Linked DNA regions of Homo sapiens: region 1 is linked to region 2. The links are chromatin loops, found by intact Hi-C in ENCODE. Cell type or tissue: Caco-2. All regions are shown on one strand. Each heading gives the region's core, and the rest is flanking DNA. Links, peaks and the distances in the headings are about the cores only.

Region 1 (8,000 bases), core at 1-8,000, 52 kb before region 2:
TGGTGTGTACTTAGGGTGAACAAGGGGTTCCAGGTGTGTCAGGAGATCCCGGATTCCAAGGAGACAAGGTAATTGCATGAGATTTTCCCCTCCCCCTGCCCCTGCCCCTGCCCTGCTGTTCCCCTGGTCTTGGCTTCCTTCCTAGGGTCCATCATGAGCAAGGACCCACCTGTAAGACGGCTGCCCTCGAAATAATCCAGTCTTCTCCATCCTTGATCCTCTTGTCATCTCTTCCTTGGACTTTACAGTGTGACCTTTTAACTTATTTCTGGGCCCCAGCCTCTTGCTTTCTCTCTTTCTTCTTTACTGCTACCCAGTTGTTCTTCTGAGGGCAAAGCTCTGCTCTCCGCTCACACACCGTCCATGGCTCCCTATTGCTCTCAGAATGACACCCTGGCTCCCTAACCAGACATCAGGACCCCAGTGAGTGCATCTCTCTGATATTCTCCTGCTCCCCGCCTTACAGCTCTGCACTCCAGCCCCACTGAACCGCCTGCCGTGGGCCTCTGTACACACACACACACACAGACTGCTACCCGCCCGGGACCCCCTCCACCCAGCCTCTCCACACCACCCTGCTCAGAGCCCTTTTTCCCCACCTGCTCAGAAAGTGGCCATTTCCCTCTCTAGATGCTCTGAGAGGCATGTCCTCCCCTCACTGGTGGTGCCACCTTTCTCCTCTGATTTTGGGGGACTTGTACTGTGTCCCCTGCCAGACAGTGAGTTCCCTAAGAACAAGGCTCCAGACTGCCCTGATGGAGCTCGGCTCAGGGTCCTGTCCTTGATCATGAATATTTAGGATAAGGTTGAGGGAGTAACTGGCCTTACAAAATGACATATTGACTATGGGATCAAACTGAGGTGGCCTTGACTTCCAGAGCCCAGCTGTGGGCCTGCTGAGACTGGCTCCCCTTTGCCTGTGTCCGGCATCATGTGGCCACATCTGGAACTCTCCCGGCCAGTCAACGAGGCCCAGATGTTGGCCAGCTCTCCCTCTTCCTCTTCCCTCCCTCCTCGCTGGCCTGTCCTGACCCAGCCTTGGTATCTCCGGGTTGTGAACCACAGCAGGCCTGGCTCTTCCCTACTGGACCCTGTCTCCAGAGTTCCCCAGGAGTCAGAGGCACCACAGAGCCTGCGTGCAGCCCCAGGGTCCCTGATTCTTCCTGGTGAGGACAGGGGCTGCTGTTTCATGTTAGCATTTCCTGGGGCCCAGCCTATAGGGGTGTCAGGCAGGTGTGATCCAAGCCAGAGCCCACAGCAGGGAAAGGAAGGAAGGAGCTCATCTTCCTCCAAGGCGGGCGTTCTCTGGGCCTGGGACCAGCAGGAGGACTGGGCGGCTGTTCACCTGGCCATTTCTCTTCCTCACTAACCCCAGCCTGCTCTGGATCTCTTCCAGGGGAGCCAGGGGTTGCCAGGGTTCCCCGGTGCACGGGGGAAGCCAGGGCCTCTGGTAAGTACCTGCTCCTCCAGCACCCCCAAACCTCACACTCTCCAACTGATCGTGTAATGTGGCTGGGGACACCTTCACCTCCAAGACTTCATTTCCTCCTGCAGCAGAGCTCCTGGGGGCAAGCAGGGCAGGGCAGGAATGGGATGTGCTCATTTCACAGATGAGGATACTGTGAGAGGCTCAGTAACTCAGCCAGCTTCAGAGGCAGGCCTCATTTGCCGACAAAGCTCTGATGAGGATCTGGGGTTCCTGATGCCTTGTAAACAATAGTGATGTTATCAGTAACAGCAGTGGCTGTCATTTATTGAGTGTCACTGTGCATCCGACCCTTTCTGAACTGTTTCTTTGAAGGCTGCCAACTACCCCAGGAGTGAGGGAATTAATATTGCTCCCATTTTACAGATGGGCAAACTAAGATTCCGAAAGTTGAAGTGACTTGCCCAGGGTCCCATGGTTAGCAAGTGCAGGAGGCAGAGTTTGAATGGTAGCTCCTTCTAGTTGTCCAGGCAGATTTTATGCACATGCTTCTGAACTTTCCAACCATCCACAACCAGCGGGGGAACGCAGGGGGTTCATGGAAGGTGGGGTCCTCACCCCTGCCTCCCTGCAACCTCTTCTCTTCCACAGGGCAAAGTCGGAGACAAAGGATCCATTGGGTTTCCCGGGCCCCCTGGACCCGAGGTATGTGATGCCCCATTTCTCCGTGTCTGGCTGCTGCTGGGACTCGGTCTTGTCCTTGGGAAACTGAGGCCCAGGGATGGGGAAAGACTTGCTTTAGGTCACACAGGATATGAGAGATGAGGCTGAGAGGAGAAACTCCTAGATCAGCAATCATTTATTTTCCCCTTCTGCTCTTCTGCTCTTACTCAGGGGCTCTCAAAAGTCAACAGGGCCAAAAGGTGGCCTCAGAGTCCTCTGCCAACTTTGTGGCCACCGCAGCTTTGTGATTCATGAAAGCCCTCTGTGCGCCACTGTCTGGTCCCTCACAGGAGCTTCCCACATTCTCCACTCAGAGTTCCCTCTCCAAGCCCTGGAACTTTCCTAGCCACCCACAGCCACTCTGGAACGGTTCAGGGCTCAGAGCTTCCGGGTATGGGGAGCAAGAGGTAAATGCAAAATTCGGGCTTTTGAATGAAGAATGAGAAATAAGGATAGATTTAGCAATTAATATAATAACTCTAGTTGAGTCAGGAGAGAGCCTCAGGGTTTCTGATGTGTGTGATCATTGGCATAGGTAGGCTACACCTGAATGATCAACTCGGAATTCACATGTAATGTTGCGAAGCAAGCTGGCTGGGTTCTTTTTGACGCCCCCGTCTTTAACAGGGGTCTCGTGTCTAGAGAGCTGGGCTGAGCAGGAGCCAGGGCTGCCGTCCCTCTCAGGATCATTGGCACCCAGGCCAACCTCAGTTGGAGCCCCCCACCCACAACTCCCTAGCCTCCAGGTCTTGCTCACCCATGAGGTCTCTGCATCCAAGACAAAAGTGTGGCTCTGTGGATAGGCCGGACCCTGCCAAAGATCACTTCTGCTATCACTCGGATGGATGAGGAAATGTTTCCTAAAAGCTACAAGTTCTGACTTTCCACTCTGTTGACTTTGGCCATGACACAGTCCTATCTTTAGACAAATGGACTTGGCCTCTCCTCCATGGCCCCAATTCCCTCCTCTGGTCGCTGGAAAAAGGCTTTTCTGAGAGTCCAGCTTTCCCAGCATTCTGGCCCGTGAGGGTGGAAGGCATGCTCCCTCACATTTATTAGGCACCTCCTGGTGCCAGGAGGCTGTGCAGTGTCCTCGAGATGAGAACTTGCTGAATCGCCACGACAGCCGCATGAGGGGGATATTACCACCACCAGTTTACAGTTGAAGAAACTGAGTCACAGAGCAGGAAAGTGGCTTCCTCAGGGTTGCTCTGCTATGTAGGAACAAATAAGGTCTGCTTTGGCCCTTTCCTGGGTCCCTGGACAATTTAGCCATCAGCCTCTCCCGTCTTTGTGCTCTGTTTTGATTGGCTGACTCTGTAGCCGAGAGATAGCTCTGCTCAGCTGAAGGGGGAAGCTGATAAGCGCGGAAGCTGATAAGCGCGTCAGCACCCTGCCTGCTTCTTTCCCTGAGACCATGGGAGGGAGCTCCAGCTCTCCAGCACCCGGGTGAATTATCTCTCACTCATCAGTGGGTTATATGCAAGTGAGCATCAGGATTTGCTCAGCATCCCGACTGCTAAGTTCTCACTTAGAGATGGGCCCACCCCAGGCAGACTTCTTTTCCCAGAGTACAGGACCCAAAATCATTTTGGATGCAGATTTTTACTGAGCACTTGCAACTTTGCTGGTTCCATTTAAACTTAAGACTAGCCCTGTAAGGGAGGTGTTACGAGCACCATTTTACAGATGAGGAAGCTGAGGCCCAGAGAGGCTAAGGAACTTGCCCAGGGTCACACAGGAGGAGGGCAGGGCTCTGGGAACTGCGTAACAGGTCTCCAAATTGTGCAAAGACCACTGTGGGGAGAGGGAGTCCCTGTGCTCTGTGGGGCCCTAAGGAGGAGCACGAGGATATTGCAGGGAAGGGAGGTGATTCCGCTCCATGTGGGAAGAACCTTCTATTGTACAGTCATCCCAGGGGAATGGCCCTCACTGGGAAGCAGGGAGCCCCCATGGGTGGAGTGGGGCAGAGTCCAACACATGTGGCCAAGATGTAGGAAGGACTTAAGCTTACGATGACTGGAGCTGAGGTTAATTAAATCAGTGCTTTTCAATGCTTTCAAAGTCACAGCAAACCCAGAAAATCATCCTCTTTGCAGGATTACTGCAGTCAAAAGACAAGACTTCTCAGGGCAAGGCGTGGCTGGCTCTGGGGAGCAATGTCCCCAGACACCCATAATTCTGACCCAGTAGCAGCACCGGATTTGAGAAATAACGACCTTGAGTGTGACCTTCCATGTTACAACCTTAATGCTTTCCTGCACCGTCCGGTGTATTGTCTCAGCAACTCTCTGAGGTGTCAGGGCTGGAACCATGCACCCTGTTTTAGAACTGAGGACTGTGGGATCAAGGTGGTTAACTGACCTGCCTGGGGTCCCATCCCAGCAGGATGAGATGGAAACCCGGTCAGTCTCCCTGCAAGACGCATCCCCGTAGCACTCCCTTCACAGCCCCCGTGGGTGACCCTGCTCTCTGCTTCCCCTCAGGGATTCCCAGGAGACATCGGCCCCCCTGGCGACAATGGCCCAGAAGGCATGAAGGTGAGTACCTGCCCAGGGCAGCTCCAGTTGGAGGAGCAGACAGCTCTGCAGAAACCACAGGGGCTGGCTGCCTGGCTTGGAAGCAGGGGTTGCCTTGCCAGCCTGCGATGGAGATGGAGGTACCGCCTCTGAGACTCCCTTTTTGTTCCCTTCTCCCCAGGGTAAGCCTGGAGCCCGAGGCCTGCCGGGACCCCGTGGGCAGCTGGGGCCCGAGGTGAGACTGTCTGGCCCCCTCCACTGCCCATCCTGGCCTGATTGCAGCCCCCAGCCTGCCCTGTCCTGGGTACTGAAGGCCTTAGCTTGGGCTGGAGCCCCCTCAGCCAGGACACCACCCAGGGCTTCCCCAGACTTACCCACCAGCTCATCCTATACAGCCCTGCCCCGTGCCCCTTCCAGGGACCTTCTCTGCCCTGCTGTCACCTGGCAGGGTGGCTTCCCCGCACCCTCCCTCCTCTGCACCCTCGTCACCCTGGGGTTTTCTTTCCCAGAGCTACTGACAATGCCGTGCTCGTGGTAGCAGTTTATCAGGGCATTAATGAGGGAGTAGGAAGTGTCAGCCCCATTTTACAGATGAGGCCACTGAGGCCCAGAGAGGAAAAGAGACTCAGTCAGGTCTTATGGTTAGTAGCAGGCAGGGCTGCAATGGGAACCCAGGTCTGCTTGAGCCCAAAGCCCATGACATACGTCCTATGCTGTCAACTCTGTGCTTCCTGGGAGTGGCCTTGCTGTCAACTCTGTGCTTCCTGGGAGTGGCCTAGGGGCACCTCCAGAATATTACAATGACTTGCACAATTAGTTAGTGGCAGAGCATCGATTTGCTTATTTATGTGCGCTGGATGAAGTGGGTTGGGAGGGGTCTCTATGGGGCTGTTGGAGCACCAGGTGGGCACTTAATGGGTGGGCCCCTGATTTTGCCCTGTGCACGAGGCCATTCTTAGCCTTCCCATGCCCCACCTACCTTAGCTCAGGCGCCAGGCCCCCGTGACACACAGCCCTGGGCTGAGGGTGCGGGAAGCCCAGATTCACCGCGACCGCAGGCGGGCATCCAGCTGACATGGATCCCTTCTCGGGCTGGCTCTGGGTCTGGCGGGGTCCCAGCACTGGCTCTGGGAGCCACCACGTGGAGCTGCTTTCCTGGAAGCTGGGGAAAAGGAGCTGGGGGGTGTCTCTGGAGGGAGCCCCTTGGTCAGGCCTGGCATGCCAGAAGGAGCCAATTAGGAGGCTGCCTGAGCCTGTGGGGGTGGGGAGCACCTGGAGAGTCTCATGGGCCGGAAGCGGGAAGGAAGGGGAGAGGAGGGAACGGCACCAGCCACATGCTTCTGTCTACACTCACATTACCACTCAAGAAAGCCCTATGTATGCCTGCCACTTGTTCACATCTTCATTCATTCATTCATTCACTCACCAAACACCCCTTAGACACGGCACCATCCCGAGTGATGTTTGGGGGTGGCTGCAAGAAAGAATAAGGCATCACTGCTGACCTCCAGGAACTCAGCTGAAGCCACTTATTATATTTGAGGATGATCTTCTCCAATCTGGGAAACTGAGACACAGTGAGGCTGAGGTCTGCCAGTGAGCAAATGGCAGAACTCAGAGCCTACATCTTTGAGCTGCAGTTTGAGGCTCTGTTCCTCACAGCACACAACGGGGTTTAACTCTCATGCCCAGGGCTTCCATGAAGCCTGGAGTCTCCATTCACTGGAAGTCACTGTGTAGCCTGGCCTCTAGGCCATGGCCAGTGGAGCCTCTGCCCTGGGTGGGGCCAGGCAGGTGGGCCAGGCGTGCTGTTTCCCTTTGTCCAGGAGGGCTCTCCTCTGTCCATCCCTTTCCCTCCATACAGGACAAGATCTCTGCAAGTCCAACTGGATTAACTTTCTCCTTTTTTCCTCTCTCGTGTCTCCCAATTCTAGGGAGATGAGGGACCCATGGGGCCGCCAGGGGCCCCTGGCTTGGAGGTGAGTGTCACTGGCCTGGGGTAGGTGGCATTCATGGGAGCTGAGCCAGCTGTGCACAGGCAGGGCAACATCTGGCCAGTGCTCCAGAGGGAAGTCATCAGTGAGGGCCTTGGACCAGCCAGAGAGAGAACTAGGACAGACCCCAAAGGAGAGAGACAAGAGCCAAGAAACTGACTGTCACTGCCCACCTCCTATGTTCCAGGTGCTTCATGTCAGTATTTATTCTCCTTGATTCTCCCATGACACATGATTGCTTTCCTTGGTTTCATTAGAGAAGAGGCAAACGAGAGTGAAGGCTTTAGCTCGACATCTCACAGCCAGGCAGTGGGGACGCCCTGCCTGGGCCCTCAGCCCGAGCCCTCTGCACTCTTCCAAGCTGCCTTCCCAAAGTCACTTGTCCTACACCCCTTCTTGGTCCCAGCCATTGCATAAACCAGCAGCTCATGAAATTTCTGGTATCCAGAGCTTTTTACACTCTTGAAAATGATGGAGGACCCAAAGGCTTTTGTTTGAGTGGGTTACACCTACTGAGATTAGTAATTAAAACCAAGAGACTTTAAATGTATTTATTCATTCATTGAAGATTAATCATAAACTCATTTCCTGTTGATAAAAATTATATTTTTAGGAGAATTCACGCTATTTTCCATAGCAAAATAATTGAGTGGAAAGAGTGGCATTGTGTTACCATTTTTGCAGATCTCTCTTTAATGTCTGGCTTAATAGAAGTCAGCTGGCTTCTCAACTCCGCTTCTGCATTCAATCCACTGACAATATTGCGCGCCATGCAGCCTCGGGAAGATGCCACTTAACATTCACCAGAGTGAGAGTGACAAAGGCGAATGACATCTTAGTGTTATCATGAAAATCATTTTGACCTCCTGAACCTTCTGAAAGGGCCTCCGGGACCCCTGTAGTCCTCAGGCCACACTTTGAGGACCACTTGCATAAACTGTTCCTTCCCTGCACCCCCCGATCATCTGCCAAGTTCCTTCCTTTCCCTCACTCCCTGAAGGCAGGTGTCATCTTCCTCATTTACAACAAGAAGACCAACCCAGGGATGGGGGAGGCTTCCCTGAGTTCACGCAGCTGGAAACCCTGCCTGTATTCCAGGACAGCTGGCCACCTGGTGGACTCAGGGTTATATGCCCCTGTCCACCAGGGTATGTGGCTCTCTACAGCTGTGGATACCCTGTGCCAGGCCCTTGGAGCCCCTGGACCCCAGCCATGTTGCCCCTGTCCAGCTTCTCCCACTTACCTGTCTCTCTGTTGCAGGGTCAGCCTGGCAGGAAGGGGTTTCCTGGGAGGCCCGGCCTGGATGGCGTGAAGGTGAGGGGACCTGGAGATCCCTGG
Region 2 (11,031 bases), core at 1,682-9,681:
ACTCTGAAACAAGGAGGCCCTGGTGTGCCCCAAGGCCTCTGCGCCGGAGCATCTGCAGCTCTAGAAGCAGTCTCTGTGGCTGCTGAGAATGGGACCCTAACACCAAATCTGCCCTAAGGCTGCAGGGGCCTTGTGGGGGTCCCCAGGATTCCCTGAGCCTTGAGTGCCTCATCAAGTGGTGGGGTCCTTGGGAATGAGAGGTCAAGGTGGGGGCAGAACATGTTCATCAGCCAGATGCCTTTTCTCACTTAGAAGGCATTATTAGATTCGTTCATTCCTCCAGCTCTCCAACAGGTACTTATGGAGGATTTAGTGTGTTCCAGGCCCTGAGCTAGAGGATGGAAATGATGCCCTTAGAGGTCTCAAAAATAGGGCGAGTCCCATGAATGAACAGCCACCCCGCAAGCTGGACGGTGCTAGGGAGGAGAGAGCAGCTTCCTGGGGTGACCCATTGAGCACACGCCCACGTGCAGAGTTCTTTCCCTGCCATTCCTCCTGTAATCTTCACCACAGCCCCAGTGCAGAGGTACCATTGTTCTACAAGACAGGCGGGGAAACTGAGTCCCCATAAGGCTCAGAGACTAGCCCAGGATCTGTAGTAAGAGGGTGGCAGGGCCAGGATTTAGACCCCATCTGTCCGATGCCAGACCCTGCTTCCCTAACCAAAAGCAGACCCAAGATAAGGAAGCCATATGCAATTTAACTTGAACCGCCCATCCCTGCTCACCGTGGGGGTGAGCTCACTACAAAGCTGGTGGCCAGAGAGAGGGGATGAGACTCTGGGACTTGGACAGGGCAGGGAAGTATCCTACCAGATTTCTGGTGCTAAAAAATGATATACCTAATGCTAAATGACGAGTTAATGGGTGCAGCACAGCAACATGGCACATGTATACATATGTAACAAACCTGCACGTTGTGCACATGTACCCTAAAACTTAAAGTATAATAATAATAGAATTAAAAAAAAATGCATCCCCAGACTACAGTCACATTGCGGGGGATCAGTATAGCTGGCTTTGGGCCGAGATTGCCCCCTGATTCCTGAGTGGCCTTGGCTAAGACCTTCCTTCCTCTCAGTTTCCCATCTTTAAGTGTGGACAGTAGTCCCAGCGGCATAGTTACTGTGCAGATCGGATGAAACAAACCTCACAGAGTGCCTGGCACATGGAACACGCTAGGTAGACACAGGCAGGCCCCTTCCCCAAAGCCGTCAAGTCCAGCTGCCTCTATCCACAGTGGGACTTGAGCACTGGATCCAAGAACCATAGAGAGTGGGCAGGGTCAAGAAGGAATCCCCGCTCCTTGGGCCACCCCTCTAGACCTCAGGCCAAGTCCCTGCCAGCCTTCAGCCTCCACCCACCAGAACCACAGAGGCCCAGGCTGGTGGCTGATCACCACCAGCCTTTAGAACTGCCTCCCACCAGGGATGTGTCCCAGCCCCAGGGACGCTTTGCCTCTGTCCAGCCTCTTCCGGCCCCCTTTCAATCCCTATGAACAAAGGGGCTCAGGGGTGCCTGGCTTGAGCCCTGTGCCCAGGGGAGTGACACCAGTTTCTGGGGCTGGAGTCTTCTGAGCCCTGAGATTCTGCCATTTGCCGTTCCGCTTACACCTTCCTTGTAGTTGAAAGGTGGCGTCTACACCTGTCCTGTGGGTGGACCAGGGCCTGGGGTGGCCATGGCATAAGGACCTCACCTCTAAACTCTGTTCCGCCCCCCCCACCCCAGTCTCTGGCCATGTCTATATGACACAGTCTCACTGCTGCTATTGTTACCGGCTACGGCAATTTTAACGCCATCTGCTGAGCCCCTGCCACGTGTGCAGCAGCCTGCTGAGTGCTTCCTGTGCCTTTCCTCACCGAGTCCCCTGAACAGCACCGGGAGGCGCTCCAGTCCCGCTCTGCACATAGGAACCTGTCTTATGGACACAGCCCCCATGCTGACTGGCTGCCAAGTGCCACCTGGGGCTACCATGGAGGGTAGGAGGTTCATCCTAAAGCTGGTTCCTCCCAGCAAGGATCGGAGACAGGGACTCTCGGGTTGAGGGTGAAAACTCTGAGCAGGTCCCATCATCTCTCCGAGCCTCATCTGTGAATTGGGATAATAATCGCATCTGCTTCACAGCACTGCACTGCGGATGTCATGAGTCTGCCTGTGACTGGCCCAGAGCAGTGCCCATGCGTGCCAGCTGCTGGAGTTGGTGTTACTCCCTGCCGGGCGTCGCGCATCATTCCACGGAGTCCTCACCACTCCTTGATGGGCATCACATGCTGTCCCCTTCACCCCACCCCACTCCGCTCTGTTCTCCTATTCCCCAGCAGAGGAGAGAGCTCCGAGACAGGAAGGGAAGTGTTGCAGGCCACACGGCTGGTCCTTTGCAAGCCGGGATGTGAATCCAGCTGTCTGAGCTCCCTGACTTCCTGCAGGATCCTACAGCTCAAGGGCGTCTGGAGGGCACAAAGCACTGTTCTGTGTTCCACAGTCCTGGTTCCACACCAGCCTGAGTCTGGCTCAGACACACCTACCCTTCCCTCTCTAGTTTGTGTCCCCATCTGTAACCCTAAGCAGGCTAGAATTCATCTCTGACGAAGCGCTTTCCGTCTGGAATTCCCCACATTCCCCAGGAGCAGGCGGTTTGCCCTAAAGCTGGTTCTGTGTCCACAGGGGGAGCAGGGCGAGGACGGCAAGGCTGAGGGGCCCCCTGGGCCACCTGGAGATCGGGTAAGCCCCCTCCCTCCCCTGGACCATGTGGCGTCCTAGGTGGAATCTGAGCCTCCCGCTGCATGGAGAGGGGTGGGCCGATCAGGGGCCAGGTCCCTGAGAGCTCCGCAGAGGTCGCGGCCAACAGGGCCCAGGGCTGGCATCCTTGGCACCTGGTGGCCCAAATTTTGCTGTTGTCTTTGTCATTCAGGGCCCTGTGGGTGATCGAGGAGACCGCGGGGAACCGGGAGACCCTGGGTACCCTGTAAGTATCAGAGCTCCTACCTGCTGGCAGGATCGGGCATGTCAGGGAGAGGGGGGATGACACATGTCTAGAAAGAACAAGAACTTCCCAGGCTTCTGTGCTGCCTCCCAGCCCTCTGCAGGATGGGCCCCCCTCACCTGTCTCTCTTTGGCTTCCAGGGACAGGAGGGTGTGCAAGGCCTCCGTGGAAAGCCAGGCCAGCAGGGCCAACCCGTGAGTGGTGCTTCGTGTCCCATCCCTGCCTCCCACCCTGAGTGGGGCGGAGCAGTGGGAATTAAAGAACTAGGCCCTTTAAAGCTTAAAGGGACCCTCCCTGCAGGAGGGTCTGGGGCAGCCATTTCTGTTTCTCCTGCCCTGACCCTGGGGATGCCCCCAGAACCTGCACCCCCAAACCCCTCCCCACCCCTCCCCCTCCAGGCGGAGACTGGCCACCCTCCCCGGGAGAGAATCCTGGGGCTGCCTTGCGTCATCTCACCTTGGTTTGCAGGGGCATCCGGGACCCCGGGGGTGGCCGGGACCCAAAGGATCGAAAGGCGCAGAGGTAAGAGGGCCGGGGGTTCAGCAGGGAGACTGAGTCCCAGGAAGGGGGAAGCCTGACCCACAGTCACACAGCAAACCAAACGCAGGCTGCAGAGGCTGCGAGGCAGGGTAGGGAGGGGCGGCCCACCAGGAGCCCGGCAGGCTGCTTCTGGCCATGACCCCATCTCCCTTCAAATAGCCTGAGTGAGGAGGGACAATCAGCCCCATTTCACTGGGGCTCCAGGAGGGGAGCCAACTGCCTGAGGCCAACCAGAGTGACTTGAACCCAGGGCTCACCACACTGTAGAGAGAAAACTGGGAGAAGTCAATTGAGGGGGTCTGGAGGAAGAGGAGGCAGAGACAGGGTGCTTGAGCAGGAGCCACTTCCTGCCTCTGCCCCAGGGCCCCTGCCTTCCCCCAGCCCCCAGACTGGGCCAGTGCTCTCTTAATGCTCTTTCCCTCCCCCGGGTGCGCCCCCCTCACCTGCCTGCCTCGGTGATACCTAGTCTCTAAAAGATCCAGTGGAACTGTGGCCTCTGGCTCCTCCCAGAAAATTGTCAATGCCAGTGAGGGGACACCAAGGCCCAGAGCAGGCTCAGTGACAGCCCCAGGAGGTTCCAAGGCCAGCTCTGGCCCCAGGCTTCCAGGCCAGAGTGCTTGGGTACATCTGTGGCATCAGATGTTCACCCAGGGGCCCACAATCCTCTCAGTCCCTCCTTCCAGAGCCCCTAGGGTCCCACACCTCTACCAGGCAGCCTCCATCATGTGGCCCTTGATTTTTCAGGGACCAAAGGGAAAGCAAGGCAAGGCAGGGGCCCCAGGCCGGAGGGGGGTCCAGGTGAGTGACTACAGCTGCTGTTTCCAGCCAACCTCCCTGCCCGCCCCCCACACCCGCCCTCCTCCCACTCCCTGCACCAAATGCCCTCACCAGCTTTTTATGTACCCCCCAGGGCCTGCAGGGGCTGCCAGGGCCCCGGGGCGTGGTGGGGAGACAGGGCCTCGAGGGCATCGCTGGACCAGATGGGCTTCCTGGCAGGGACGGGCAAGCAGGACAGCAGGTGAGCGGGAATTGGCATTAACAGATGGTGGCTCCATTTGGGACCAGGTGTAGGGGAACTTCCCCAGGCCATGGGCCAGAGGAGCCCGTTTGGAAACTTGGATGGGCAGAACCAACACATCCAGAAGTTCTCTGGGGTGGGCAACCATCTCCTCCCCTGGCACCTGGGAGTGTGGACCTTCTGACTGTCTCTCCTGGATGCCAGCACCCAGAAAGACCTTCCTTTCCTCCCCTGCCTGGTGGATAGGGTTCCTCTCCCGCCCCTTCCTCACTCAGAATCCCGCCCTTCCCCACTCACAATCCTCAGCTCCTCCTGTCCTCCTGGTCCAGCCACATCACACACAGGCCGTCTGACCTCCATCCTGGAGTGTGACCCCTTCCTCCAGCTTCACCCAGGGTTTGCCCAGGCGTTGAGCCATCTGCTTCCTTGGCTGTATCGTGAAACACAAGAGACCCTCCTCTGCCTGCTTTCTTAACAGGGGGAGCAGGGAGACGATGGGGACCCTGGCCCCATGGGCCCTGCTGGGAAGAGAGGAAATCCAGGTGTGGCCGGCTTACCTGGAGCACAGGGACCCCCAGGATTCAAGGTCAGATACCTCTTAATACACTTACCCACCCTCTGCCCTTTCTGCCTTGATGCAGACTCTAGTGGTTCCGACCCTTTGGGCACCCATGTCCCAGGGCCTGTGTGAAAATGGAGTCCACATTGTTGACCTTTCTCCGTCAGCAGTGCTTGGGGGTCCTGCCCCAAGCTTGAACCAGAATGATAGTTCATCTGGGGAGCTGTAAATATCGCCCCTACCAGGCCCTTGAAACCTTCAACTGGTTTTTGAGTTGTCCACGGGCGCCCTCTCGTGGACATTTGTGGAACAACACGTTGCTTGCAGCCGGGATCCCCAAGGCATCCTTAGAAAGCTTCCCAGTGCCGCGTGGGAGGAGGGGGCCCCCATGAATCCGTCAGAGCCAAGGGCTGGACACTGAAGGGGAGATGTAGATGAATGACTCAGATGTGGTTCTTGCCCTCTCTGAGCTCGAGGTTTAATTGGGGGAAAGATTGGAACCCTCTGAGACACAGGAGGCGGAGGGAGCGATGGCCTTGACCCAGGGAAGATGTGAATGAGAATAGAAGGGGAAAAGGTGGCCACACAGTGGCTCACACCTGTAATCCCAGCATTTTGGAGGCTGAGGCTGGCGAATCACTTGAGGTCAGGAGTTCGAGACCAGCCCGGCCAACATGGGGAAACCCCGTCTCTACTAAAAATACAAAAATTAGCTGGGCATGGTGGCAGGCACCTGTAGTCCCAGCCACTCGGGAGGCCGAGGCAGGAGAATCGCTTGAATTGGGGAGGCAGAGGTTGCAGTGAGTTGAGATCGCACCACTGCACTCCAGCCTGGGCGGCAGAGCGAGACTCTGTCTAAAAAAATAAAAATAAATAAATAAATGGGGAGGAGGCATTCTACGAGTGTGAGCTGAGGTTTGAAGGAGGGAACTGCATGCTGTTGGGGAAAAGCAATAAGGAGGAGAGGAATTGTGGGAGAGGAGAGGGGAAGGCAGGGCCCGGAATGCGAGAGGAGAGACAGAGACCTTCCTCTTTGGGAGGTGAAAGTCTTGTCACCCCTACCCCACCAGGCCTCCATTTGTTGCCCCAGCATTCTGCAATCTCGGGTACCCTGTGGAATCACTGTTCTGGCTCTCCCAGGCCCCCTCCGCCTCCTCCTGCCTTAGAACCCCTTCCCACTTTGACTGGTAATTTTTTGTGTGTTTCTTTAAGGGTGAGAGTGGGTTACCCGGACAGCTGGGTCCCCCTGGCAAGCGAGGAACAGAGGGCAGAACGGGGCTCCCTGGAAACCAGGGGGAGCCTGGGTCCAAAGGCCAGCCGGTGAGTGAGCGCCAAAGAATACACATGCCCACGCACTCACACATGCACACACTCACATACACCTACATGTACAAACACATGCACACTCATACACACACACAAACACACTGACCCAGAAGCCACCTCCTTGCTCTGTGACAAGGTATAAAATCTGGGTACCAGATACCATTCTGCCACCCCTCAACCAGGTGGTGGGGGAGGCTGAGGAAAGAGACCTGAGTGGTTCCTTCAGAATGAGGAGAGGGTGATCACAACCAGAAGGTGGGCGCTCCTGACTCCCAGTCCAGTGCTCATTCTGTGCCTCACTGCCTTCATCCCCCTGTCCCAGAGGCTGCATTCAACTCACCCTTGCCTGGAAAAAGAAGGAAGAATGAACAGAGAATAAACAGGGCAAATAGAAAACACACAACAAACAGTTTCAATACCCCAATTAAAGCTGAGATTGTCAGAGTGGATGAAAAAGCAAGACCCAACTACATCTGCTGCTACAAGAAATCCACTTCAAATATAAAGATATAAGTAGGTTAAAGATAGATATAGAAAAAGACATACTGTGCTAACATTCATCCCAAACAGCTGGAGTAGCTATTTTAATATCAGATGAAATGAATTTCAGAGCAAAGACTACTAACAGTCATAAAGAAGGTATTTTCATAATGACAAAGAAGCCAACTTTTCAAAATAGCATAAGAATCATAAATGTTTATGCACCTAAAAATAGATCTTCAAAATAATCAGGCAAAGACTGATAAAGCTACAAGGAGAAATAGACAAATTCACAATTATACTCAAGGATTTCAATATATTTCTCTCCTAATGGGTAGAACAGAAGCAAACAGAAGATCAGTAAGGATGTCTTGAACTGCATTATCAACCAACATGACCTAATTGACATTTATAGAACACCACATCCAATATCAGCAAGATACACATTCGTTATAAGTTCATTCAGAACATTTACCAAGACAGACACTATTTTGAGCCTTAAAATCAATCAATAAATTAAATTATAAATCAATAACAGAGAGATCTGAAAGATCTCCAAACATCTGGAAACTAAGTAACAAATGTCTAAATGACCCATGGGTCAAAGAAGAGACCAAAAGAGATGTTAGTATTTTGAATTGAATGAAAGTAAAAAACAGCATATAAAAATTGGTGAAATGCTGTTGATATATAGGGAGATCTTTATAGTAATAACTTCTGTGTTAGAAAAGAAGACAGGTCTCAAATAAATGGTCTCGGATTCCGTCTTAAGAAACTGGGGGTTGGGGCTGGAGAAGGCAAATTTAAAACAAAGTGAGCAGAGGGAAGGAAATAATGAAAATCAAAAATAAACCAAAAAAAAAAAAAGGAAAATCAAAAGTTAGCTTTTTGAGATCTGTAAAACTGATAAACCTCTTGCCAGACTAATCAGGAAACAACAAAAACAACAAAAAGGATACAGAAGTTACTAGTATCAGGGATAGGGGAGCAATGTCACTACAGATATGACAGAAATTAAAAGGCTAATAAGGGAATATTATAAATGATTTTATGACAATAAATTTAAAGACTTAGATGAAATGGACAAATTCCTTGAAAGACAAAACTACCAAAGGTCATCAAGAAGAGACTGATAACCTAAATAGCCTTATATCTATTAAAGAAATTGAATCTGTAGTTAGAGCTTCCCACAAAGGAAACTCTGGGCCCAGATGGCTTCACTGGTAAATGCTACTAAACATTTACAAAAGAAATAATAACGGCTGGGCGCGGTGGCTTACGCCTGTAATCCCAACACTTTGGGAGGCCGAGGTGGGTGGATCACGAGGTCAAGAGTTTGAGACCAGCCTGGCCAAAATGGTGAAACCCCATCTCTACTAACAATACAAAAAAAAAAAAAAAATTAGCCAGGCGTGGTGGCGCACACCTGTAATCCCAGCTACTCAGGAGGCTGAGGCAGGAGAATCGCTTGAACCTGGGAGGCGGAGGTTGCAGTGAGCCAAGATCGTGCCATTGCACTCCAGCCTGGGCGACAGGGAGAGACTCTGTCTCAAAAAAAAAAAAAAAAAAAAAAGAAGGAATACCAATTCTACATAACTTTTCCAGAACATTGAAGAGGAGAAGAATAATTCCCAACTCTTTCCTTGAGGCTGATTCTACCCTGATGTCAAAGCCACACCAAGATATTACAAGAAAAGGAAACAATACACCAATATGCTTCATAAATATAGCTACCACAGTTCTCAATAAAATTTTAGTTAGAGGAACCTAAGAATATATAATAAGGATAATACATCAAGACCAAGTGGAGTTTATCTTAGGAACACAAGGATGGTATAACATTTGAAAATAAATCAGTATAATTCACTATATTAACAGACTCAAAAAAGAAAACCCATTTGATCATCTCAGTAGTTGCAGGAAAAGCATTTGAGAAAAATCTAACTCCACTTCTGATAAACTCTCAACAAACTAGGTATAGAAGTTCCTCAACTTGATAAAGGACATCCATGAAAAACCTAGTCAACATCATACTTAGTAGTGATTGACTGAATGCTTTTTTCCAAGGAGCAGAGCAGAAACAAGTCAAGGATATCTGTTCTCACCACTTCTATTCAACATTGTACTGGCAATTCTAGCCAGTGCAATAAGGCAAGAAAAACAAATAGGAGGTATTCATATCAAAAAGGAAGAATTAAAACTTTTCATTTGTAGAGGAAATAATGTCTATGTAGAAGATCCATTGGCATCCACAAGAAAGCTACTAGAATAAGTGAGTTTAACAAGGTCACAAGACACCATATCAATATGCACAAATGAATTGTGATTGTATATACTAGGCAATATGCATAAATGAATTGCATTTCTATACACTAATCAATGAGCACAAATGAATTGCATTTCTATACACTAATCAATGTGCACAAATGAATTGCATTTCTATACACTAGCAACAAACAATTAGAAATGGAAATCTAAAAAGCAATACTACTTATAATAGCATAAAAACATGAAATACTTAGAGATACATCTGACATTAAGTGTGCAACATATGTACACTGAGAACTATAGAACACTGGTAAGAGAAATTGAGGAAGACTTAAATAAATGGAGATATATACTGTGTGCATATTTCAAAAGACTCAATATTAAGATGTCAAATTTCTTCAAATTGGTGTATTGATTCAACACAATTCCAATGTAAAGCTTATCGGGTTTTCATGTAGAAAATGACAAGTTGGTCCTAATATACATATGAAATATAAAGGACTTAGAATAACTAAAACAACATTGAAAGAGAAGAGCAAAGTTGGCAGACTAATGGCACTTGATTTCAAGACTTATTACAAATCTGCAGTCATCACGAAACTGTGGTATTGCCGTAAATAACTAACAGATCAAAGGAACAGAATGAAAGGTCCAGACATATACCATACATATACGGACAACTGGTTTTTTTTTGTTTTTTTGTTTTTTTTGAGATGGAGTTTCACTCTTGTTGCCCAGGCTGGAGTGCAATGGTGCAATCTCAGCTCACCGCAACCTCCGCCTCCAGGATTCAAGTGATTCTCCTGCTTCAGCCTCCCCAGTAGCTGGGATGCACCACGATGCCCGGCTAATTTTGTATTTTTAGTAGAGATGGGGTTTCTCTATGTTGGTCAGGCTGGTCTTGAATTCCCAACCTCAGGTGATCCACCACCTCGGCCTCCCAAAGTGCTGGGATTACAGGCATCAGCCACCACACCCGGCCTGGACAACTGATTTTTAACAAAAGTGCAAAGACGATTCAGCAAATACAAAATAGTCTTTCCTAACAAATGGTGCCAGACAAGTGATGCCTCATAACATGTACAAAAATTAGCTCAACCTGGATCATACACCTAAATGTAAAACTGAAAATTAAAACACTTCTAGAACATAGAAGGACATCTTCAAGAACTTGGATAAGACAAAGATTTCTTAGATATGGTACCAAAAGCATGACCCAGAAAAGAAAATGTGATAAATCAGACTTCATCAACATTTAAAACTTTTGCTCTTCAAAGGACACTATTAAGAGAATGAAAAGACAAGCCACATACTGGAAGAAAATATTTCTAAATCATGTATCTGATTAAGGATTTGTATCCGGAACCTAAAAAGAACTCGCAAAACTCAATAATAAAAATAAGCAGCCCAATTTTTTTAAATGGGCAGAAGATTTGAATAGACACTTCAAAGAAAGTATACTGATAGCAAATAAGCACATGAGAAAAAGATTAATATCATTAGTCATTAGACAAATGCTCATTCAAACCACAATAAGATGCTATGGCATACCTATTAAAATAGTGAAGAGTTTTAAAAGACTAACCATACCAAGTGTTGGCAAAGACATGGGGAAACTGAAACTTTCAAATGCTGATAATGGGAATTTAAAGTGGTACAATCACTATGGAATCAGTTGGGCAGCTTCTTTGAAAGTTAAGCATATCCCTATTGTATAATCAAATCATTCCACTCATAGATATTTACCCTACATAAATAAGGACATTCAGCCACATGAAGACTATACTTGAAGGTGCTTAGCAGCTTTATTTATAATAGCCCCAAATTGAAAAAAACCTCAAATGTGTATCAGCCGGTG

What was found. Peaks named below come from ENCODE experiments on the same cell type or tissue, not always from the same donor. Only the 100,000 strongest peaks of a DNase experiment are listed, where the experiment ranks them.
Region 1: it touches region 2 in a loop (12-fold over the local background); 4 of 110 quality-filtered maps call a loop at or near these places.

What each region holds. Positions count from the first base shown.
Region 1 is chr9:114,235,585-114,243,584 of GRCh38, forward strand. COL27A1 (collagen type XXVII alpha 1 chain) reads left to right here. Exons shown (of 61, transcript NM_032888.4): 17 at 15-68; 18 at 1,397-1,450; 19 at 2,078-2,131; 20 at 4,636-4,689; 21 at 4,850-4,903; 22 at 6,603-6,647; 23 at 7,923-7,976. Among named protein-coding and RNA genes, the nearest start is that of MIR455, 30 kb to the left of the region's middle. RefSeq lists an enhancer at 1-299. In Caco-2, for the core only: a CTCF peak has its summit at 3,557; DNase peaks (open chromatin) are centred at 3,547 and 4,056.
Region 2 is chr9:114,285,792-114,296,822 of GRCh38, forward strand. It overlaps COL27A1 (collagen type XXVII alpha 1 chain), which reads left to right. Exons shown (of 61, transcript NM_032888.4): 42 at 2,664-2,720; 43 at 2,911-2,964; 44 at 3,123-3,176; 45 at 3,451-3,504; 46 at 4,267-4,320; 47 at 4,433-4,540; 48 at 5,019-5,126; 49 at 6,312-6,419. LOC124902252 (a long non-coding RNA gene) reads right to left here and starts at 5,022. Exons shown (of 3, transcript XR_007061741.1): 1 at 4,838-5,022. RefSeq lists enhancers at 1,922-2,548, 2,416-3,615. In Caco-2, for the core only: a CTCF peak has its summit at 5,387 (motif pointing left); DNase peaks (open chromatin) are centred at 2,620, 3,100, 4,900 and 5,400.